Linked DNA regions of Homo sapiens: all the other regions are linked to region 5. The links are chromatin loops, found by intact Hi-C in ENCODE. Cell type or tissue: gastrocnemius medialis. All regions are shown on one strand. Region 1 overlaps VWA3B (von Willebrand factor A domain containing 3B). Region 2 overlaps CNGA3 (cyclic nucleotide gated channel subunit alpha 3). Region 3 overlaps VWA3B (von Willebrand factor A domain containing 3B). Region 4 has its middle 41 kb from the start of TMEM131. Region 5 overlaps TMEM131 (transmembrane protein 131). Region 6 has its middle 15 kb from the start of TMEM131.

Region 1 (4,000 bases), 460 kb before region 5:
AAAAACTAAAAGGAAAGGCTCCCAAGTGGTAGCAATAAGGCAACCGGATTATAAATTATTTTTCTTTCTAGAAGGTTTGCCTTATTAATGATTATTAAAAAAAATTGCTAACACTTATGGGGAGCTTTCAATACTAAGCACTTCACATGTTCATTTCTCTTTATAACAACCCTATGAGATGGATACTATTAATACTCTTATTTTACAAGTAAGAAAACTGAGGTTTAAAGAGACTGAGTAACCAAAATCACACACAGGTTAGATGGTAGATCTGCGGCTAGTTCTTGGTCTGGCTCCTGTGAAAGTCCAGGCTTTTAATCACTACATTATACTTCTATTTAGCTTTTTTTTTTCAATTAAAAGACGTATTGTTTTAAAAATAAGTCCATAGTACAATCGAATGGCATTTCCTTTATGATGAAAAAAAGTACTGAGACCTTAACTGGATTGGCTCTAACACTTTTAGAAATCAGTGTGGCGGGGAGTGGGAGACAGAGAAGGAAGCCAATGTAGGAATGGCAATGACTTGGGATAGGCAGAGAGGGAGGAAAGACAGAGACCTCCAGGGCACCCACCTCTCCCGGGGCCTTGTTTGCATAATTCTTCTTGGCAGCCTCCTGGAGTTCCATGGCCTGCTGGATGTACATTTTCCCAGCTAGGATTTCACTTTCCAGCATCGACAGCTCTTTCAGTGAAATGGGCCAATTCAACCGTTCTAAAGCCTGGTTTAAAACTGTTTTGTTTTCCAAGTACTGTATTGGTTTGTTTGCATCTAACCTAAAAAACAAAGAAACAAACAAACAAACAGAGGAAGAAACAAAAAGCAAAGAAAATGACTATAATAAAAAAATATGGTAAGATGGTTTCCTAAGAAATTCTCCCCTGAGAAACATCTGTTGAAGCTAGTGTCAGGTGTCAGATGACAGCATCATAGCCATGCCCTCTGCTCTATCAGGACTTTGGTAGCTTGCAAAGGTTAGAAATAACCATCTCTGTGAATTATGGTAGGCACTTTTCCCTATTACCTCATTAGGTTATCTGATTTTAAAGAAGTATGATACACATAAAATTTTCAGCATTTTTTTTTCTCCGTATTTGGAGCCTGACATCTGGCAGAACCAAACATGGGCTTCAAAGAGATTTCACACAAGTATGCCTAGCAGTGACTCTGAAAAACAAAGCAAAGCAAAACAAACCCAAATATTTGCCTCAGTGCAGTAATTCTTATACTAGCTCATTTTAGCTATTTTTATCTTCTTTCCTCTTTGCAAGCCTAAATAAGTCTAAACTATTTGGCTTTGCTGTTTTGATACATAAAGAACAGAAGCCAAACTTTCTATGGCTGATAAGCAGGCGGTGGGACTCCAGGGGAAGCTAGTGTGGTGTGATGGCCCAGGTCCTGGATTCTGTTTCCAGTCTGAGCTGCTTCTGAGTCAGACACTGCTAGAATGGAATGGGTAGGGAGAAAGAAAACAATTCATGATTATCACTCTTATTGCTGAAAGCATCACTTATTTATTTAGATGTTGGATTTTGGAAGAGAACAGTCTAAACTCAGCACAATCACAGGACTCCATCCACAAACAAACTCGTACCCAGAAGACAGCAAAACATTCTTATTGGAATGATGTCAGCAAGATGGTGGAATAAAAACCCAGGCCCTCATTCCCCTACAGAGACACTGACTTAACAATATATGAACCAAATCGCCTTTGCGAGAATTCCAGAAACAAATGAAGAGGTTGTGGCACCTCAGACAAGTACAAACCCAAGAAAAGCTGCATGAAGGAGAGTAAGAAAGCTTGTTGCATTTTGCCTGCCCTAACCTCCCCTCCTCCCCAAAACAATGTGATGCAATTGGAAGAAAGCTCCCCAATCCTGGCTCCTCCTTTGGAGAAGAGAGTGGAATGCACATTCAAAATTCTTGTGTTTTGGGGGACTTCTGAAGAAATAGGTTTCCGTCTTGCCTGATTCAGAATGCTGATGAGAACAGTGGCATATTTTGCAGGTCAGGTTGGGACCTCTGAGAACAGAAATGAGTGTCACAGCTTGTTACAGCATTGGAGATACTGCAGTACTTCAGAGAGACACCAGGGGGAACAAGATATTACAGGCTCCTGAAAGAAACGGGCAAATCTTTTTCACTGGGAAATTACACACACAAGCCCAGAGAAGACACATCCCCAGAAAAGGTTTCAGAGAGTCCCCCAAATCTCTAGCTGGGATAATTGGTGAAGCCCTTCACCTGTAAGAGGCCAGTTTGTGAAAATCGGATGAGATAGCTGTTTTTTCAAATGTCATATTATCAACTAAATATCATAAGGCATAAAAAATGTAGGGAAAAGCACACAAAGATATGAGGAAATGGCCCAATCAAATGAGCAAAATAAATCTTTAGAAATTGGTCCCAAAGAAATGGAGATATATTCTTGACCAGTCCTGGTCATTTGCCCCCCTTCTTGTCTGTGGACCATGATAAGCCTGAGTAGTGACTTCAGAGCTGGGTAACATAGAAATTAAAGTGAAAAGACCTTTACGTGGAGAATTTGCATGCATAATATAGGAAGGTGTTCTTTAGGTATGTTACAGGATTACTTTAAACCATTTGACTTACGCTCCAAAGTAATGTTGGTAGTATAGCAAATTATGATGAATAGCTTTAATTGTATGTTTAAGAGTCTCATATGTTCACATGCTTAAATCTGGGTATCAGAATTTAAGCAATTCTTGAAATATATAGTCTCCTTAATATACTAATTACAAAGCAAAAAAAAAAAAAGGAATGGAGATATATTAATTACCTGAAAAATAATTCAAAACAACAATGTTAATGATGCTCAATGAGCTAAAAGAAAACAGAGACAACAAATACAACTCAGAAAAGTGATGCATGAACAAAATGAGAATATCAACAAAGAGACAGAAACTATAAAAAAGAACCAAATAGAAATTCTAGAGCTGAAGAATACAATAAGTGAATTGAAAAATTCACTAGAGGGGTTCAACAGCAGATGTGATTAAGCAGAAGAAAGAATCAGTGAACTTAAAGAATAGATTTTATTGATTTGCATATATTGAACCAGCCTTGCATCCCAGGGTTGAAGCCCACTTGATCATGGTGGATAAGCTTTTTGATGTGCTGCTGGATTCATTTTGCCAGTATTTTATTGAGGATTTTTGCATCAATGTTCATCAAGGATATTGGTCTAAAATTCTCTTTTTTTGTTGTGTCTCTGCCTGGCTTTGGTATCAGAATGATGCTGGCCTCATAAAATGAGTTAGGGAGGATTCCCTCTTTTTCTATTGATTGGAATAGTTTCAGAAGGAATGGTACCAGTTCCTCCTTGTACCTCTGGTAGAATTCGGCTGTGAATCCATCTGGTCCTGGACTCTTTTTGGTTGGTAAGCTATTGATTATTGCCACAATTTCAGATCCTGTTATTGGTCTACTCAGAGATTCAATTTCTTCCTGGTTTAGTCTTGGGAGAGTGTATGTGTCTAGGAATTTATCCATTTCTTCTAGATTTTCTAGTTTATTTGCGTAGAGGTGTTTGTAGTATTCTCTGATGGTAGTTTGTATTTCTGTGGGATTGGTGGTGATATCCCCCTTACCATTTTTTATTGCATCTATTTGATTCTTCTCTCTTTTTTTCTTTATTAGTCTTGCTAGTAGTCTATCAATTTTATTGATCCTTTCAAAAAACCAGCTCCTGGATCCATTAATTTTTTGAAGGGTTTTTTGTGTCTCTATTTCCTTCAGTTCTGCTCTGATTTTAGTTATTTCTTGCCTTCTGCTAGCTTTTGAATGTGTTTGCTCTTGCTTTTCTAGTTCTTTTAATTGTGATGTTAGGGTGTCAATTTTGGATCTTTCCTGCTCTCTCTTGTGGGCATTTAGTGCTATAAATTTCCCTCTACACACTGCTATGAATGCGTCCCAGAGATTCTGGTATGTTGTGTCTTTGTTCTCGTTGGTTTCAAAGAACATCTTTATTTCTGCCTT
Region 2 (4,000 bases), 580 kb before region 5:
ACGACCATGCAGGCTCATCCTCAACGGTGAATTCTACATGGCCACTTAAAACGCTGTTTCAGAAGAGCTAGTGACGTGGGAAAACGGTTCCTAATATTTTGCTAAGTTAAGAAGCAGACTACAAAAGAGTTTACCGTAATAGCTGGATCAGTTTTCTATTTCTGCCGGAACAAATTACTGCAAACTTATACAACATAAATGTATTATCTTGCAGATCTGTAGGTCAGAAGTCTACTGTGGATCTCACCAGACTAAAATCAAGGTGTTGACAGGGCTGCCATCCCCCAGAGTCTCTAGGCGGGGCTCTGATTCCTGCTCGTTTGGATCTTACGCAGAATCCAGCTTCTTGCGATTGTGGGGCTGAGATCCCTGTTTCCCTGCTGGCTGCACCTTTCGAGGCTGTGGCTTCCTTAGCTCAGGTCCCCTTCCTACATCTTCAAAGCCAGCAGTGATGGGTCGAGTCCCCCTCACACTGTGACTCTCTTCTTCTTCCATTTACTTTCTCTGACCCACTCTTCTGCTTTTAAGGACTCATGTGATTACAGTGGGCCCACCCTGATAATCCAGGATAACCTACCTGTATTAGTCTGTTCTCATGCTGCTAATAAAGGCATACCCGAGGGTGGGTAATTTATAAAGGAAAGAGGTTTAATGGACTCAGTTCCACATGGCTTGGGAGGCCTCGCAATCATGGTGGAAGGCAGATGAGGAGCAAAGTCACATCTTACGTGGCGGCACGCAAAGAGTCTGTGCAGGGGAACTCCCCTTTACAAAACCATCAGATCTCGTGAGACTTATTCACAGCATGGGAAAGACCCACCCCCATGATTCAATTACCTCCCACCAGATCTGTCCCGACACATGGGAATTAGAGGAGCTACAATTCAAGATGAGATTTGGGTGGGGACACAGCCAAGTCAAATCATTACCTATCTCAAGGACCTTGAATGTAATCACATTTACGAAGTTCCCTTTGCCATATGAGGTAACCTGTTTACAGGTTCTAAGGATTAGGATGGTAGACATCTTTTGGGGGAGATTGTTCTGCCTACCACACAAGTCAATATTTATTGAGCACTTACTATGTACCAGGCACTGTTCTGAGCACTTTTCACAGAGTAACACATTCAGTCTTCACTCCCACCATGTAATAAGACCCTATTACAATCCTTATTTTATAAGCCAGGAAACAGATACACAGAGAAGTTAGGTAACCAGCTTATGTGGTTTGAATCTGTGTCCCTGTCATGGTGGTGGATTTCTCATGGTTTGGCACCAATTCCTTGGTGCTTTGCTTGAGACAGTGAGTGAGTTTTCTTGAGATCTGGTTGTTTACGGCACCTACCCCACCTTCCTCCTGCTCCTGCCGTTTGAGACTCCTTGCTCCCCCTTTGCCTTCCACCATGATTGAAAGCTTCCTGAGGCCTCCCCAGAAGCAGAAGCTGCTATGCTTCCTGTATAGCTTGCAGTACCTCAAGCCAATTAAACCACTTTTCTGATAAATTACCGAGTCTCAGGCATTTCTTTCTAGCAATGTGAGAATGGACTAATACACTTGTCCAAGGTCACAAAGCTCTGAGGCAACTGAGTTGGGAAACAGATGCTCTTAACAAGTATATGTATATATAAAATATATTGTATCAATCTAAGTATTCAATATATATGCCTAGGAAGAAGTTGGAAGTATATTTGTCAACATGTTAAGTGGGGCTATCTCTGATAGTGGAATTCCATGGTTAGCATGAAGTGCAGTTTTTGTGTGTGTATGCCCCTGTGTGCTTTTCTTGTTTTCCAAGTTTTCAGCAAGAGTATTTCAATAAAGTGAATTAGAATAAAAGGTTATTAAAATCATTAAATGAAAAGAGCAAGGAAAGTTACCCCTCCTCTGTCCTCCAGGGTGATGTGAACCCTGGTCTCTTTTCAGGCACTGGAGTCTTAACGTCAAGTCACCAGCAGACGGCGCTGCCCTCAAGCTTTTTGGGTGAGCTTTGCCCTGCAGTTTACGCCGGACTCAGCTTGCCTTGTGCAAGATTTGTGGCCCTGGATTACGGGCCTTGGCCTGTCTGGGTACCAAACTGCTGAGAGCCTAGGAAAGACCCAGCACCATCGGCTGCATCCCCAAATCCACCCAGCACTGCCCCAAAAGAACCCTACACAGAACTGCAAAATGCTGCTGGTTTTGGCTGGGAACAGTTTGATGGGGGAGGGAAAAATTATTCAGGACAAATGAGACCATATGAAAATGACAGAAATGGAGTGAAGAGTCGGGGAAGGTGTTCATAAATAATTATTTTGTGTGTGTCCTCATTTTGGGATAGTTCCCAGTTTTGTCCCTTGGTCCTTGGCTTCAAAGTGGACCAGTGAAGTGAGCCCATTTATTGAAAGATTGAAGAGCCGGGTGCAGCCCACGCTATCCACCCACATCCTTGCCCACACCCCAGCCCCAGGACAAAGATGCCTAGAAACCCCCAGGACCTCTGTCCATGGTTTCAGTATCTGGAGCCGTTCCCTGCCTGAAAGACTTGATACTGCAGCTGCAAGGGTGTTTAGTGTCAGGTTTGGCTTTAAGTCAAACACATATCACTATAGCTATTGCTTTGTAGATAAAATCATCTCATTTTTCGTTATGGCTGGCATTTGGGTCTCTGGATTTGATGTCCAAATTTATGCAAACAAAAGACATGCTTCCTTCATGGAGAAAATAGAAAAAAGTTCTAGCTGAGGAACAAAGAGAGAAATAACAAGAAAAACCCTTGGCACATTTCTCTGTCTGTTGGAAGTCAAGAAATCGGCATTTCTCACTGATATAGGTATTTTTTCCCTAATCTCCAACTAAGACTTCCCCTCCTGAATAGTGCCACGCTGTCCCTAATCTGCCACCTTAGTATCTGGTGATGGAAAAAGGAATTATAGCAGGTCACCCTTTGAAGAGGCTATTCTCTGGACATATTTAAATTGCCTTTTTCCACTGCTCTGATTACGCCCCCAAAATTGGCCCAAATTGGCCTTAAAACACGGGAACTTCAGGCGAGGCGCAGTGGCTCATGCCTGTAATCCTAGCACTTTGGAGGCCGAGGCGGGTGGATCACGAGGTCAGGAGGTCGAGACCATCCTGGCTAACACGGTGAAACCCCCCCTCTCTACTAAAAATACAAAAAAACTAGCCGGGTGTGGTGGCGGGCGCCTGTAGTCCCAGCTACTCGGGAAGCTGAAGCAGGAGAATGGCGTGAACCCGGGAGGCGGAGCTTGCAACGAGTCAAGATGGCGCCACTGCACTCCAGCCTGGGTGACAGAGCAAGACTCCATCTCAAAAACAAACAAACAAACAACAATAACAACAGCAGCAAAAACAAGGGCATTTCACTGGCACTCAAGAGCCTGAGGTTGTAGAATAAGAAAATGCCTTTTCATCATTAAGGAGAATCTCCAGTGCTCTGTCAAGGAACTCCGGTTCTGCACCCTCAGATATATCGTGGTATAGAGTGCTAAAGCTTAAAGCATTTATCTGATCCAATTCCTTTGCTTTATGGATGAGAAAAATGAGAGGCGAAGAGATCAGACGACTTCCCCAAGAAGTCACACAGATCTCATCCCTCCCCGACTTCTGTCCACAGGGATGGAATTCCAACGAAGGGAACAGGATTCTAAAATATTCTACTGGTGCTCTGGGAGTGGGGAGCAGGAGCACTAAGGAGAGAGGCCAAGCTGGGGCTTCTATGGGGTGGAGGGCACCGGGCTTGGGGAGGGCTCTGCTGGGTGTGTGGGTACTTACTCCTCCTCCGTGTTGTTGCTGGTGTTAGTGTTGCATTTGGCCAGGGGCCAGGCGCTGCGGGAAGGTAGAGAGAACATCAAGGGTCTGAACTCTGTTTCCATTCCTTGGGGCCATTTCACCAGGGGATTACCATGCCCCACCCCCCAATCCCTATCCCACTGCTTCCAGCCTTTGCACTCACAGCTTGAAGAATACGGGGTGGTATTGTCAAGGCCAAAATGCTTTGTG
Region 3 (4,000 bases), 380 kb before region 5:
TAAATTAAAGAGTTTTTCAGACTGAAACAGCTCATTCATCACCAATAGACCTGCACTACCAGAAATATGAATGAAACTTCTTCAGGTGGAAAAAAAATGATACCAAATGGAAATGTGGATGCATACAAAGGAATAAAAAGCAACAGAGATATCAAGTATGTGGTTAAATATAAAATACATCTACTCTAGTTTCTAATCTAGTTACAAGACAATTGACTGTTTAGAATGTATTGTGTAATGCATGCACAGAAGTGCACAACAATAGAAAGGGCGTAAGTGGGAGTGAAAGTTGTAAGATTCCTGTAATATACATGAAGTGATATAATATTATTTGTAGGGTGACTGATAAGATAAATATTGTAAATCCTAAATAGCCACACACACACATCAAAACACAACAAAGAGGTAGAGCTAATAAGACAATAGTGGAGATAAAATGTAATAATAAAAAATACTCAAACAAAAGAAGGCAAAAAACCAGTAAAAAGGGAACAGAAAACAAATAGCAAAATCTTAGATTTAAATCCAATCAAATCAATAATCACATTAAATGTAAATGATTTTAACACTCCAATTAAAAGCCAAAGATTGTTAGGTTGGATTAATAAAACAATGCTCATATATAATTATATATCTTGTGTCTGTAAGAAATCCATTTAAATACAGGATGCAGACAAGTAAAGATGAAATGATAGAAAAAAAGAATAATAAAAATAATGTAGGGCGGTTAAACTGCTATCAAAGTAAATTTCAGAGCAAGGAATATTACCAGACATATAAAAGGGACATTTCATAATTACAAAAAAGTTGGTTCATCGAGAGAACATAACAATCTTAAATGTACATGCAACTATTAATAGAGCCTCAAAATACATGAAGAAAAAACAGAACTGAAATGAGAATTAAAGACTACAGTTGGAGATTTCAACACTCTTTTCTCAATAATTTATAGAACAACTAGAGAAAATCAGTAATAATATGAAAGACTTGAATGACACTCTCAACCAACTTGAGCTAATTGATACCTGTAGTATACTCCACCCAACAAAACCATATTTTTTTTTTCCAAAATCTGTACTACAAAACAGGTCCCAATAAAATTATAAGAATTGAATCACACAGTATTTCTCTGTTTACAGTGAAATTAAAACAGAAATCAGTAACAAAAGCTATCAGGAAAATCCACAAATATTTGGGAAGTAAACAACACAATCGCACTGTCACCTAGGCTGGAGTGCAGTAGTGCGATCTGCAAGCTCCGCCTCCCGGGTTCAAGCGATTCTCCTGCCTCAGCCTCCCGAACGGCTGGGACTACAGGTGCCCGCCACCATGCCTAGCTAATTTTTTGAATCTTTAGTAGAGACAGGGTTTCACTATGTTGGCCAGGCTGGTCTCGAACTCCTGACCTCATGATCCACCCCCTTGGCCTCCCAAGGTGCTGGGATTACAGGCGTGAATCACTGCGCCCAGCCTAAACAGCACATTTCTAAATAACCCTTTAGTCAAAGAAGAAATGATGGGGAAAATTAGAAAATATTCTGAAATGATTGAAAATGAAATACAATATATCAAAATCTGTGAGAGGCAGCTAAAGAGTACAGAAGAAAGGTATAACACATTGGGCAATACACGTGTGGCCTAGAAAAGAATGTGAGGTATGAAACAGAAGCATTCCTTAGCCTCCTACCACAAGGTGTGACCAGTGTGATAGCCACACGTTGGCTTGCTGTTTTCAATAAACTGCACTGGCATCAAGGCAGCTGGGATCTGAATCCAAACAACCCCCACCTTTTTTTTAACAAGGCTATCAGCAAACCATCAGATGGCAACCTTGACTTAACAATGTTTTGTTGGCCCTTTGTCTCAGTTGAGCTTTTACTGGTATATATACACCATGGAGTACTACTAAACCATACAAAAGAATAAAATTCTGTCATTCGCAGCAGCATGGATGAGCCTACAGGACATTATGTTAAGCAAATTAAGTCAGACACAGAAAGATAAATACCACATGTTCTCATTCATATGTGGGAGCTAAAAATATCTGAGCAGATAGAGGTAGTGAGTAGAACTGTATTAGAGACTGAGAAAGGTAGGGAGAGAGGATAGGGAGGTTGGTTAGCGAATACAAAAGTTTAGCTAGATAGGAGGAACAAGCTCTGGTATTCTGCAGCTCTGGAGGGTCAATATGGTCAGCTATAATTTATGTATATTTTTAAAAAGCTAAATGAGAGAATTTTGAATGTTCACAACATACAGAAACGACGTGTGTTTGAGGTGATGGATATGTGAGTTACCCTGATTTGATCTTTGTACATTGTATACACACACCTAAATATCACTCTGTATCACATAAATAGGTACAATCATTATGTGTCAACTAAAAATAAAAGGGAGGAAAAAAGATCAAGCAGATGAGAATGTCCAGAGCGAGGAGACCACTTGTAACTTCCTGCAAATAACACCAACCTCCTTCGGATCCGGGCCAGGGCTGTGTGGATTCTCTCACTGTACCACTTGCACTTCTCTTTGGTAATGTTGACGTGGACCAAGCTCCCATCCTTCCAGGGAGCATGGACAAACCTGCTGCAATATTTTGCATGGACTGTCTTCTTGTTCGTCTCCTAAGGAGATGACAAAGGACAGAAGCCACTCAGAAACTGTCCAAAGAGAAGAGCCTCCAGATGGCACCTTAAGCTCTGTCGTATTCAAGTGGCTCCTAGCACTCCACTCTACCGTCAATCATTCCTTTGTTAGTTCAACCAAATATGTTCCGCTGCCCGCTTCCTATGGAGCCCTGCACTAGATGTCATGAACATAGGCCAGAAAGATACAGGAGATCACATGTGTGCCCCAGAAAAGCTAATGATTCCAGCATAGAGACACCCCCAACCGACACACACACACACACACACACACACACACACACACACAGACACAGAGACGGAGAGGGAGAGGGAGAGAGAGAGAGACATAGCAATGTGGAGAATTAGATACTCAGTCCCTGGCACTGGGTTGAGACAGTAAGGACCTGGAAAGTCCTGGTAAAGAAGAGAGAGCGACAGTGGACTAGACGGCCAGCGAGACCATTCTGGAGGAGGCAGGACTGAGATTCTCATGAATCCTCTTTTCCCACCAAGAACCCCACTGCACATCTAGCGCCCTCCACTGAGACAGACGGAGCGAGCCCTCCTCAGTGGACCTCCATGACTTGGCCCACAGGCACTCAACCGGCGCTCCTCCTCTTAGGAGACCTTCTAAGACACCAGGAATACAAACACACACAATGACCAAACCCCTGCCTTCATGGAGCTCACAGTGCAGGAGGGGAGCCCAGTAATAAGCAAATCATGACACATCAGGTCAGAGGATGACACGTGGAGGAAGGCAAGGAGGAAGAGCAGAGAGCAGAGAAAGAGGGGAGAGACCGGACAAGTTAGAACCTCGCAGGGAAAGCCTCCCAGAGACAGTGAGCTAGGAGAGAAGGCCTGGCGGAACAGAGTGTGGCCATAGCGAGGCTGGGAGGAGGTCAGAGGATGCAGCGAGAGCAAAGGCCTGAGCTGGGAGTCCACCTGGCATGCTTGTCGAATTTTAGGAAGGCCAATATTGCCAAAGGAAAGAGAGAGAGGGAAGAGAGAGTGAGAGAAGCCGGGACACACGAAGAGGAGGGCCAGGAGCAGGTCCCGTAAAGCCTGACAGCTGTCGGAAATGAGCTGGCTTTTGCTCTGAGTGAAAAAGGACTCTTCCCAGGGCTTTCACGAGAGCAGCAACATGTCTGATTTAGGGTTTCACAGCTTTACAGTGGTTACTCTGTAAAGCAGACTGGACGGCCGAGGACCAAGGGCAGAAGCAAAGAGCCAGAAGGTCATGGAGTTGCATGGCCCCGGGCAGCCAAGACCATGGTAAGAAGTGGCCAGATCCTGAATGACAGGCACGTTCTGAAAACAGAACCGACAGCGTTCACCGAGAGATCAGATGTGTGTATGTGAGAAAAGAGAGG
Region 4 (4,000 bases), 230 kb before region 5:
CTGGGTGTGGTGGTGCACGCCTGTAGTCCCAGCTATTCAGGAGGCTGAGACAGGAGAATCACTTGAACCCAGGAGGTGGAGGTTGCAGTGAGCCAAGATCGTGCCACTGCACTCAAGCCTGGGCGACAGAACAAGACTCTGTCTCAAAAATAAATAAATAAATAAATAAATAAATAAATAAATAAATGAAAAGGAAGAAGGAGACCTGGCAGAGAAACGCTATATCTAAATAGTGCTGAGGCATTTGGCTTGATGCCAGAGACCCAAAAATAATAAAATCATAAATGTAAATATATGTATTTTCTTCTTATTTCTGAAATTTCTGAAACTCTAGCTGGCTTACTTCTTGGGTTAAAACATAAAAGTTATTTGATCAAATGTATTATTATTACTGACAGTGAGTCCATACAGGCCTGCAGCAATATCTCTGATGCTGCTCACAAGATCTCTGAAAAGCAGCTATTTACATGTCCATTTTATAGACAGGAGGGTTAAACTCATAAAGATTAAGTTAGTTTTCCAAGGAGCAAGTAGGAGAGCTGGCATCAAGCCAACTTCTTTTCAGAGGCTTACACTTGCTGGCCATCCCAGGGGCTCCTGGCCCATTTGGGTTCAAATCCTGCCAGCAGGAGGTTCCATAGAAATGATAAAACAGAAATAGCCATCAGGGCCAGCTGCCTAAGCCTGCAACGAGCCAGCCACCCAGGACCACATGCTAAGCAGGGGGCCTCTCCTGGGGTTTGGTGCTTTGCAACTGGCATGTTGAAATTCCTAATAATTTGATCTTTGAATCTATGCTCTATTAGTGAAGGCCAATGCAACATGCTCCAGGGGGGCTTGGAGCCTCAGCTCACATGCGGTCCCACTCCTGCTGCCTCCCAGCCTTTCTGGGCTCAGTTGCCCACTCCTTACCCTCAACCAGCAGCTGCCACTGCCCTCCACTCCTGCTGGGGGCCTGGGCATGCCACCATGACCAAAAGAGCATATTAAATAGCAAATTTTAAAAATGCCTTATCAGGTCAAGAAAGAAAAAGAGAGACTGCAAAGGAAAGGAAACAAGCCTTTTTCCTTCTTTATAAGCATGTAGATCCATGCTTTTATCTTGCACTGGTCCTTGAAAATTATATAACCAGCCTTGATAGCAGTGACCTATTATACTGTCTAGAAAAGCAACATGAATGTGCCCAGAAGCCCATGAGCTGCTTGTTGGCTGACTTAACACAGCCCCAACATTCCAGATTTTTAAAACCTATTTTTAATACTAAAAGTAGCTCTCCAGGGACACTCAGCCTGTCACACTGCTCTCAAAAGACGGACCAGTCTTCACAGCTGGTCCATAGCTCAGAACTCTGAGCAAACCAGTTATCAGCTCCCTTAAAAGAGCAAGAGCTAACCCTCTCCTGCAACGGAACTCATCCTCCTTACACATACTCTTAGATTGTGATAGTCTATGTATAAGTAAATTATGATTATTTTGTTCATTTCTAAATTCTACCAGTAGAATCCCAGGGATGTACTTAAAAAGTCAGTCGTGAGCTTTTCCCTTAATTTTACTATTCAATGGGAGTGTGGAAGGGGAGACTCATCTGTCCTCCACCTTCCTGCCAGCTGGTTGCCGTTGACTTCCGAAGATTAAGGTTGCAGCTTTACCACTTGTTTCTGGGTATGTGTCAGCCTTTTTAGATTAAACACAATTATTGCCTAAAGTGGGGCTAAGTTTTGTTCCAAGTCTACTGCGAGCATGCGTGTGTTCTCTCTACCTACCGTGTTGCTGCGGGGAGATTCAGCCCAGCGCTTGTCACTGCTCCAGGCAACAGCTGACAGGCAGGACAGGCTCCTCCTGGGCCTGCTCTCAGGCAGCTGGCAGGAGAAGAGGCTGTGCACTTGAGCCCTGTCCAGTAGCAACCTGGTCACAGAAGGGAAGCAGGTGGCCTGGAGCTGGGACAGCAGGGACTGAGAGGTTCTGCTGCCCTGTGACTGGACAGTGCTGGGTGCAGAGAGCAGCAGGATGCCCCCAAAGGACAGCCACAGTCTTCCTCATGCCCTGTGCATTGGGGACCCAAGGAACAGAGTAGAGATCACACCTGTGACTGCAAGCAGGTGAAGAGCCTGCCTGTGTGGGGCCCCTGAGGGACGGTGCTTGAAGCTGCTCCAAAGAAAGCCGAGCCCACGGAGGCTGGAGTCTTGCACAGGCTCCCTGGCACATGAGCTCAGCCTATTAAAAGTGCTTGCTTAGCCCAATGGGGACTGACAGCCAATGGTCATGAAAGATTTTATTGGGGTGATGGAAACACTATAAAATTGGATTATGATGGTGGTTGCACAGCTCCATACATTTACTACGCTATTGAATTGTACACTTAAAACAGGCGAGTGTTATGGTACATAAATTATACTTCAATAAAACTCTTTAAAGAAAAACAGAAAGAGGATATATTTTATATACATACATATATATATATATATATATATATATACACACACACACACACATATATATACTTTCATTTCTTTCAAAATTCCTGTCTAGTCAGATCCTAGCTCCAGGTTGCATTTATGTTCTTGCTTTTAAATTTTACTGATGTGTAATTTACATAGAATTAAATGTGCACTTTGATAAGTTTTGGAAAACGTAGACATCTATGTATCCACTGGCACGATCGTGATATAGAACATTTCATTCCCCCAGCAAGTTCCCTCTAGCCTCTCTGCAGTCAGCCCTCTCCCTTATCCCAGCCACAGGCCACCACTGATCTGCTTTTTGTCACTATAGATTAGTTTAGACTCTTCTAGAATTTCATATAAATATACTCTTTTGTGTCTGGCTTCTTTTAGCCAGCATAATGTTTTTGAGATGCATCTTGTGCTCCCCTTTAAAAACAAAACAATTCGTGTTGGTGAGTTCTCCAATGTGAAAAAGGCTTCTCTATTCCAAGAACAAGTTTTCCAAATTAGGAAACAACTTTGCTTCAATAGTCTAAGGCTTTTGGTTGAAAATGTTTTTCTTAATGATGAGTTTGAAAGAGGATCCAAACTTAAGAAGTTATTGTTGCCAGGCACGGTGGCTCATGTCTGTAATCCCAGCATTTTGGGAGGCTGAGGCGGGCAGATCACGTGAGGTCGGGAGTCCGAGACCAGCTTGACCAACATGGAGAAACCCCGTCTCTACTAAAAATACAAAATTACCCAGGCGTGGTGGTGCATGCCTGTAATCCCAGCTACTTGGGAGGCTGAGGCAGGGGAATTGCTTGAACCCGGGAGGCGGAGGTTGTGGTGAGCCGAGATCACGCCATTGCACTCCAGCCTGGGCAACAAGAGCGAGATTTCGTCTCAAATAAATAAAAAGTTATTATTAAGTTATTGTTAAGAATTTTACTTCTAATTTAGAAATCGTTTTCTAAAATTACCCTTGCTAAACTAAAAAAAAAAAAAAAAGACAGCAAGAAAGGACTTAGGTTAGAGAGAAATAAACAGGCTAAGATAGAAGTATTTTAAACTAAAAAACTTACCCAAAGATATCACATATGTAAAGTTTACAAACCAGGTGAGTAATTCCTTAGGAAAGGCAGAATATTTCTGTTAGGGACGAACTGCCCCAAAAAAGCTTCTTGGTACTGCCGACACTTCCCCCAAACCTCTCCGTGCTGCCCACTCCTCCCGCTTATGCTCTGCAACCCTTCGTGCCGCCCACCCTTCCCCCTGAGCCCCGTTACACTTCTAAGCCCTTATCTAGGTGCCGTGGTGAAGCCAGCAGACTTCACCTACCAGGCCTTGCTGCGATAAGCAAACCCCAATTACAAGCCATCGGACCGCACAGTGGGAGGTTGTGGGAAGCATAAACCAACTTTACCTACACCCTCCTGTAAATTCTACCATAAACGTCACAAGGCAGTATGTGGTAAAATTAACCAGCAAACAACCCCGGGATGCGGCCATGCCAAAGGACTCCCCCAAACTCCCCTCCCCACTATAAACCCCTCATTTTGTAAGCTCAGGGCTG
Region 5 (4,000 bases):
GCACTTAGTACATAATGTATGGATGAAGGAACAAATGATGGAGAGGGAACATAGGCAAGAGACATTGCAGGTGAATCATTTGAACTGTGCTTATATCCTAAAGAGGTCATACAAACTGAAACAAGTATGGGGAGGAGGGTGGGTAGAGGAGGCAGGAATATGGCTTAGAGTTTGAGCCTGGAGAACAAAGACAAAACAAATGAGAAAACCAGGAGAAGATGCTGCCTTTTGCAAGAAGATGGTGCAGTCCATTCAGGAATACCAGGGCAGATGTAAAAGTGTCTCACATCCTAGTGGTAGGAGACAGTAGTGGGTTAAGAGAAACAAGACATTGCAAAATCTTAATGCTGTATGCAAGTTGAGCATCCCTAACCCAAAAATCTGAAATCCAAAATGTTCCCAAATCTGAAACATTTTGAGACCACAAGTGGAAAATTCTACACCTGACCTCTTGTAACAGGTTCCAGTCAAAACTTTGCTTCATGCACAAAATTATTTTAAATGTTGTATAAAATTACCTTCAGGCTATGCATATAAATGTATATGAAACATAAATGAATTTCATGTTTAGACTTGGGTTCTGTCCCCAAGATATCTCATTATATATATGTAAATATTCCAAAAAAAAAATCTAAAACACTTCTGGCCCCAAGCATTTTAAATAAGGGATACTCAACCCTTACAGTAAAACCTGAATTCAATATTTAACTCCTTAAAAATACAAACTTTGAATTACTAGTTTCATCACATTTAAGTTTGGGTCTTAATTAAATCCTCATCTTCCTGTCATTCCACTTTGTACTGACTATACTAAACTCTTCGTTATTTATCCAAAAGAGCCATGTTTCTTCCTTCCATTACCTTCTCAATCAATGATGTCCTTAATCTCTGCGTAAACTCTGGCAGGGAAAAGTTCAGTTCAGAAGACAGCAGATGACACAGTGAAAAGCCCCATGAGTGGAATAAATGAGAAAGCATGTGTATAAAAACAAGATGTTGGTCTGGATCCATTTGTGTTGCTATAAAGGAATCCCTGAGGCTGGGTGATTTATTTTTAAAAAAGAGGTGTATTTGGTTCACAGTTCTGGAGACTGTGCAGGAAGCATGGCCCCAGTGTCTGCATTGGTGAGGGCCTTAGGCTGCTTCCACTCATATTGGAAGGCAAAGAGGAGCTGGCATGTGCAAAGATCACATGGCAAGAGAGAAGAGAGGGAGGTGCCAGGCTCTTTTTTAACAACCAGTGGTTGTGTGAACTAATGGCATGAGAACTCATTACTACGAGGTCAGAACGCACCAAGCCATTCATGAGGGATCCACCCCTGTGGCCCAGACACCTTCCATAGGGCCCCACCTCCAACACTGGGGATCACATTTCAGCATGAGATTTAGAGGGGTTGGTTTTGAACTGCTTCAGATTAAGCTTTCAGATATCTCTAGGAGGCTTACAGGACCAGATACTTGCTTGGAATTCTAAATTACCTCTATATTACCAAATCCTGTCAATCTCTTTATCAGATGGAGAATACTAGAGCTTACTGGAAACAATACCTCAGAATAAACATTTCATGTAACTCATAGCTTAATATTTGAATAGAATTGTGAGAGCAGCATTTATATCTGTGAGCTCTTTTGATCCCCCACACCCCCAAGAGACAAGGCACGAGGGAAGTAGTTATTTCAAGTACGCCAAGTGCGGTGACTGCCCGAGGGCTCCTGTCGGCATTGCAGCTGCATGCCCGCCCTCTGCTGGCTGTCGGGTGTTTTAGCCTCACTGGGCTGTAAATGAGGAGCGCTGGCCTCAGTGTCACAGTCATTGCGCCCTTTTTCCTGTGCACGCTCTTCACTTCTGTATTTTTTATTCCAAATATTTAAAAAGTGGGTTTAATCATTTCAGAGACCTCTTCAAATGAGTAGGAATCTACAAAAAGTAAAATTTTGTATTCAGCCAAAAGAAAGATTGTAATATTCTTCTGGAGGATTACGTAAATTATTTAATTTTTTAATTTAAAATTTGGTACCCTGTCACAGACAGAAGCTTGTGACTGGTAAGAGCAATTGCTGGTTATTTAACAGTTTTATTTGTGTGCTGGGGTTTTTGTTTGTTTGTTTGTTTGAGATGGAGTCTCACTCTGTCACCCAGGCTGGAGTGCCGTGGTACGATCTCGGCTCACTGCAGCCTCCGCTTCCCGAGTTCAAGTGATTCTCCTGCCTCAGCCTCCCCAGTAGCTGGGACTACAGGTGTGTGCCACCATGCCTGCTAATTTTTCGTGTGTATTTTTAGCAGGAACAGGGTTTCACCATGTTGGCCTGGCTGGTCTCGAACTCCTGGCCTCAAGTGATCCACCCACCTTAGCCTCCCAAAGTGCTGGGATTACAGGCATGAGCCACTGTGCCCAGCTTGTGTACTGTTTTAATAAGATACTTGACAACCCATAATTTCAAAAGATGTGTAATTTCTCTTTGATACAAATGACATATATTTTTCCTAATGAAGAGACTTTCTTTTAAAAAAAATTGTGATTTTGTCCCCTTTGGCTTTAGATTTTAGAATTCAGTGATTTCAGGGCATTCTTGCCTGGGTGTAAACAAACCTTGCTTACCAAACTGAAAGTAACCATTCCCTTTATCTAAAGCTATCTCTGTTTGTACCTTTGTTGGCATCCTCAGTATCTTAACATGAAAGTGTGAATGTTAACGTCAATCAGTTGTCACAAGATTGCAAAGATTTGTCCTCCTGATTTTTCTGTAACATGCCACAGCAAGAAAAAAAAGTTTTTTGGTGAGGTTTTTTGGCTGTTGATTACAATTTAAAGATTATCAATTGATGAACATTCTAAGATGTCTTTTGGGCTTTGGTTTCCTAGAAGTATGCTTGTCTACTCTGAAACTTGTGATCTTAAGAAAATTTAACCATATACAAATGAGTTTGTTCTTTGCTTTCTTCCTTCAGGGGAAAATAGTTCATCAAAGTTTAAATATTATGAATTCCTTCTCACAGAAGGTAAAAATACAGCAAATACGATCTTTGTCAGAAGATGTGCGATTTTACTATAAACGATTACGGGGCAATAAGGAAGACTTGGAGCCAGGAAAAAAATCAAAGGTTTGAAGATATTATATTTGAGAATTCCCATTGGTTAACATTTTGTTTTATGACCTCCTGTGGATTTGGGATTCATGGTTCTCCTGTGCCTCTTTATAGATTGCAAACATTTATTTTGATCCTGGACTACAGTGTGGGGATCATTGCTATGTTGGCTTGCCTTTTCTATCCAAATGTAAGTGACCTTGCTGTTCTCTCTCATGTCTTCACTTCCCCCAAAATACTCTTTTAGTAAGAGGCCGCCACTTTTAAAGTACATTGCTGTCTTTTGTTACTATAGAAATTATTTGAAGGAAAATTGACAAGTGAGTATAGATGCAGGTTAAGTATGTTTCCTTGTTTTAGCTGAACCCAAAGTGCAGCCTGGTGTAGCCATGCAGGAAGATATGTGGGATGCTGACTGGGATTTGCATCAAAGCCTGTTCAAGGGATGGACAGGAATAAAGGAAAATTCAGGTCATAGGTGAGTGGTTTATGTTTATTTATTTTAGCCATCTTTACAAGATGACTATTGAAACATAATGCTTTCTAAATTATATTCTTATGTTAGATTATTTTGCTTTATAGCTAAGAAAGAATGCCTAATTTTCAGAAAGTTATTAGTGAGGCATCTTAAATTGCCATTTTAACTGTATGTTGCTTGGAAATATACATACTGTCATTTTTCTCTTTTCTGTGGTGCTTTAGATATTTCTTACACTCCAAGAAAATATTTGAAGTTGTTCTTATGTAGGATGACGACAGTATTCACCTTAGACTCATCCATTTGCATAGGAAAGAAAGTTTTTTACCTACCACTGATGTCTGTTAAAGGCAAGGGAAACATTTTCTAGGTTTACCCCCACCTAGGCACTTGGTACAAGACCAGAGTGTCTGTTTTCTTATTGTGAAAAGAAT
Region 6 (4,000 bases), 200 kb before region 5:
CATTTAAGTGAAACAAAGTACTTGGTTTAGGAGGAATACTAATAAGAAATGCCTTAGTTAGGAAATGTTCTAAAACATTCATGATGAAAAAAGGGCAGTGTAGGAGTCTCCAAGCAAAACTACCTCATTTCATTACCAAATCATTAGACCTCAGAATCAGGTCTTACATCAGGGATGAAAATAAAGAACTGAAACTTACCCTGGAATTGAGAACAGAAACTGAAGCCATGGCTAAAAAGCAGAAGATAGCTGTAGAGAAAGCACCTTCTTGTCATAGCACCCAGTGGGTGAGCAAGGAAAAACTGATGAAAGGAAAATCCTGGTGGGCGAGGCTCAGGGTGCCACTGAGTGCTGGTCTCTCTGGCCTGTGTGGAGAGGCAGGAGCACTGTCTCAGCATCTGAGGATGAACTAGACACTACACCCCAGCACAGGTAGGGCGCACCTCAACTCCGACCCCTCACCTCTGGGCAAAGGTGGGGCAGGACTACAACTCTAAAGCTATTAAGTGCCTCATCCTGTCAAAGTCAAGCCTCAGAATAGAAACTGAGTTGACTTATAGAAAAATGAAGTTGTTTTTCCTTGCACATTTGTGGACTGGTACATATATATCCCCGCCACAGAGTCGCTGTGGTCGTTAGCTTTGTTTAACTCTGCTCTTTGGCTCAAATGGAGATCTTGGCATACCCTGAGTACCTTCCGGCTCCTTCTTTTTTTTTTTTTTTTTTTTTTTTTTTTTGAGATGGAGTTTTGCTCTTGTTGCCCAGGCTGGAGTGCAGTGGCGTGATCTCAGCTCACCGCAAACTCCGCCTCCCAGGTTCAAGCAATTCTCCTGCCTCAGCCTCCTGAGTAGATGGGATTACAGGTGTGCGCCACCACCCCAGCTAATTTTGTATTTTTAGTAGAGACGGGGTTTCTCCATGTTGGTCAGGCTGGTCTTGAACTCCCGACCTTAGGTGATCCTCCCACCTCGGCTTCCCAAAGTGCTGGGATTACAGGCGTGAGCCACCGCGCCTGGCCTTCCTGCTCCTTCTACTTCTTCAAGTATAGATTGCTCCTTCCTCCCTCCATTAGCAGTGGGAGAATTTATTCATTCACTCCCTCATTTCATTCATTCGTTCTATAAACACCACATGTCAGAGACAACACAAATGTCAGGCACATGTCAGGCAACACGTCAGGCAACACACATAATAGCAGGAGGCTGCGCATGGTGGCTCATGCCTGTAATCCCAGCACTTTGGGAGGCCAAGGCAGGCATATCACCTGAGGTCAGGAGTTTAAGACCAGCCTGGGGAACATGGTGAAATCTTGTCTCTACTAAAAGTACAAAAATTAGCCAGGTGTGGTGGTGGGTGCCTGTAATCCCAGCTACTCAGGAAGCTGAGGCAGGAAAATCGCTTGAACCCAGGAGGCAGAGCTTGCAGTGAGCCAAGATCATGCCACTGCACTCCAGCCTGGGCAATAAGAGTGAAACTGTGTCTCAAAAAAAAAAAAAAGAAACGGAAAGAAGGAAGGAAGGAAGGAGAGAGAGAGAAAGAAAGGAAGGAAGGAAGGAAGGAAGAAGAAAAAGAAAGAGAAAGGAAGGAAGGAGGAAAGAAAGAAAGAAAAAGAAAGAAAGAAGAGAAAGAAAAGCAGAGAACAGGACAAGTTCCTTTTCTCCTGAAGACTACATTTTGAAGGTGAGCGACAGACAGTAAACAAATAAATATATAATGTGTCAAGTGGTGACAAGTGCTCTGAAGATAAATATAGTAGGGAAAAGGAATGAAGAGAGACAGGAGGCAGATGCTATTTTAGAGGTGGTCAGGGAGGCCTCTATGTTGACCTGACATTTGAGCAGAGAGGTCTGTGAACTTATAAAAATGCTTTATACACAGGATAACCACAGATAATCAGCCAACTGGCACAGTAGGGGAACTATTCCCTCAGCAGTACACCCAGAGCCTTGTCACAGTGTAAGGCTGGATCAAATGACCTCTAAAAGAGGCGTAATTGCCAGCTGGGTATGCATCCCCACTGATGAAAGGGAAGCTGACCAAAAATAAAAACTGGTAGCACTAGAAATGGGCTCCCATTCAAAACAATGTTCCTGTAAACATATATTGAATTACTTATCAAAAGAGTAGACTGACAAAATCTAAATACCTAAAACTATCCAGAGTATTTCCCAATCATGTTTTTCCTTATACTGCATTGATCCGAAAATGTCGAGGAAAGGTTTAGAAATGCATGCTCCCCCAGGCACAGAGGCTCACTCCTGTCATCCCAACACTTTGGGAGGCCAAGGCAGGAGGATCACTTGAGGCCAGGAGCTCCAGACCAGCATGGGCAACATTGCAAGACCCCATCTCTACAAAAAAATTTTAAAATTATCAGGGCATGGTGGCATGCACGTGTAATCCCAGCTACTCAGAAGGCTGAGGTGGGAGGATCCTTGAGCCCAGGAGTGCGAGGCTGCAATAAGCTTTGATTGTGCCACTGCACTCCAGGCCAAGCAACAGAGCAAGACCTCATCTCTAAACAAAAATAGAAGTTCAAGGTCGCAATCATGTTCCAAGATTCCACAGAGACACACAATACGGCTTATGGAAGGCCTCCTCTCAACTGCAAGTGAGAAGCAGAAGGTGTGTGGAGGGTAGACAATGAGACTTCATGGTCAGGCGGGCCTGTGTCTGAATGGAACTGAGACAGGGATGTTAAATAACTTGCCCAAAAGCACACAGCCAGTGAGGCAGGAAGTCAGTATTAAACCTCAGGCAAATCTTAGGGGAATTATGCTGAGGGAGAAAAAAAAGCCAATCTTAAGAGGTCACATACTGTCTAATTCCATAACATTCTTGTGTAACATTCTTGAAATTACGAAATTATCAAAATGGAGAACGGGTTCCAGGTCAGAGGGGTAGGGAGGGAGGTGGCTGAAGCCATAGCAGGGTAGGATGAGAAGTCCTGTGGTGATAGAACAGGTCTGGGTCTTGATTGTGGTGGTGGTGTGATACCGAAATCTATGTGTGATACAGTTGCACAGGATTAAATACACACACACACACACACACACACACACAGGATGTATTAAAGCTGGTGGAATCTGAAAAAGCTCTGTGGATTGTTCCAATGTCAATTTCCCGGTTTCAGTAGTGTTCAGTAGTATGCAAGATATTACCCGTGGGTGAAACTGAATGAAGGGTTCACAGGATTTCTGTTTTTATTTCTTACAACTGTGCATGAATCTATAATTACTTCAAAATAAAAAGTTAAAAACCAACCAAACAAAAAGCAACTCAGGCAGTTGTAGGCTTGAGCCTAAGCCTTAACCATGATGTAGGGCCAGTAGCTGTGAAACTTTTATGAATCAAGAGATTTTTTAATTAAACAATTTCTATTATTCTGCAATGTTCTCTTTACCTTTTTAATGGACAAGGAAAATAAATCTAATTTAAAATAGCTTTCAAATGCATGTATTGAGTATTTTATCTAAATCCTTACTTTCTCATAATATAGCCCACATAAAACATCCCAATTCAACATAAGGGGAGAAAACAGCTTCTAAAATATCTGCATTTCTTTCACACATCCCCATTAAAATACAAACTTCTATAGATAGAAAAGTAATCAGGAAGCAAAAGCTTTAAAATAATCCTTGGCCAGGTGTGGTGATTCACGCCTGTAATTCCAGCACTTTGGGAGGCCGAGGTGGGCAACCCCGTCTCTATTAAGAATACAAAAATTAGCCAGGTATGGTGGCACATGCCAACATGGTGCAACCCCGTCTCTATTAAGAATACAAAAATTAGCCAGGTATGGTGGCGCCTGCCTGTAATCTCAGCTCCTGGGGAGGCTGAGGCAGGAGAATCACTTGAGCTGGGAGGCAGAGGTTGCAGTGAGGCTAGATTGTGCCACTGCACTCCAGCCTGGGCGACAAGACTCTGTCTCAAAAAATAAAATAATAAGCAAGACTCTGTCTCAAAAAATAAAAAAATTAGAAAAAATAATCCTCAATGT

What was found. Hi-C counts contacts between places; a loop is a spot of excess contacts. Peaks named below come from ENCODE experiments on the same cell type or tissue, not always from the same donor. Only the 100,000 strongest peaks of a DNase experiment are listed, where the experiment ranks them.
Region 1: it touches region 5 in a loop (26-fold over the local background); 62 of 110 quality-filtered maps call a loop at or near these places.
Region 2: a loop joins it to region 5, with 20 times the contacts of the local background. A loop is called at or near these places in 96 of 110 quality-filtered maps.
Region 3: it touches region 5 in a loop (10-fold over the local background); 34 of 110 quality-filtered maps call a loop at or near these places.
Region 4: it touches region 5 in a loop (3-fold over the local background); 2 of 110 quality-filtered maps call a loop at or near these places.
Region 6: it touches region 5 in a loop (6-fold over the local background); 4 of 110 quality-filtered maps call a loop at or near these places.

What each region holds. Positions count from the first base shown.
Region 1 is chr2:98,267,459-98,271,458 of GRCh38, reverse strand. It overlaps VWA3B (von Willebrand factor A domain containing 3B), which reads right to left. Exons shown (of 28, transcript NM_144992.5): 22 at 576-777. Among named protein-coding and RNA genes, the nearest start is that of CNGA3, 77 kb to the left of the region's middle. In gastrocnemius medialis, a CTCF peak has its summit at 2,091 (motif pointing right); no DNase peak of the experiment used is centred here.
Region 2 is chr2:98,383,214-98,387,213 of GRCh38, reverse strand. It overlaps CNGA3 (cyclic nucleotide gated channel subunit alpha 3), which reads right to left. Exons shown (of 8, transcript NM_001298.3): 5 at 3,773-3,826. Among named protein-coding and RNA genes, the nearest start is that of CNGA3, 39 kb to the right of the region's middle. RefSeq lists enhancers at 2,677-3,252, 3,253-3,830. In gastrocnemius medialis, a CTCF peak has its summit at 1,935 (motif pointing right); a DNase peak (open chromatin) is centred at 1,963.
Region 3 is chr2:98,186,599-98,190,598 of GRCh38, reverse strand. It overlaps VWA3B (von Willebrand factor A domain containing 3B), which reads right to left. Exons shown (of 28, transcript NM_144992.5): 10 at 2,470-2,624. Among named protein-coding and RNA genes, the nearest start is that of VWA3B, 100 kb to the right of the region's middle. In gastrocnemius medialis, no CTCF peak of the experiment used is centred here; no DNase peak of the experiment used is centred here.
Region 4 is chr2:98,034,685-98,038,684 of GRCh38, reverse strand. No RefSeq gene overlaps it. Among named protein-coding and RNA genes, the nearest start is that of TMEM131, 41 kb to the right of the region's middle. In gastrocnemius medialis, no CTCF peak of the experiment used is centred here; a DNase peak (open chromatin) is centred at 1,884; H3K4me3 peaks cover 457 bases; H3K27ac peaks cover 1,886 bases.
Region 5 is chr2:97,804,654-97,808,653 of GRCh38, reverse strand. TMEM131 (transmembrane protein 131) reads left to right here. Exons shown (of 41, transcript NM_015348.2): 20 at 2,951-3,103; 21 at 3,203-3,278; 22 at 3,449-3,566. Among named protein-coding and RNA genes, the nearest start is that of ZAP70, 93 kb to the right of the region's middle. In gastrocnemius medialis, a CTCF peak has its summit at 1,754 (motif pointing left); a DNase peak (open chromatin) is centred at 1,723; H3K27ac peaks cover 1,001 bases.
Region 6 is chr2:98,009,085-98,013,084 of GRCh38, reverse strand. No RefSeq gene overlaps it. Among named protein-coding and RNA genes, the nearest start is that of TMEM131, 15 kb to the right of the region's middle. RefSeq lists an enhancer at 54-513. In gastrocnemius medialis, no CTCF peak of the experiment used is centred here; DNase peaks (open chromatin) are centred at 1,944 and 2,484; H3K27ac peaks cover 3,096 bases.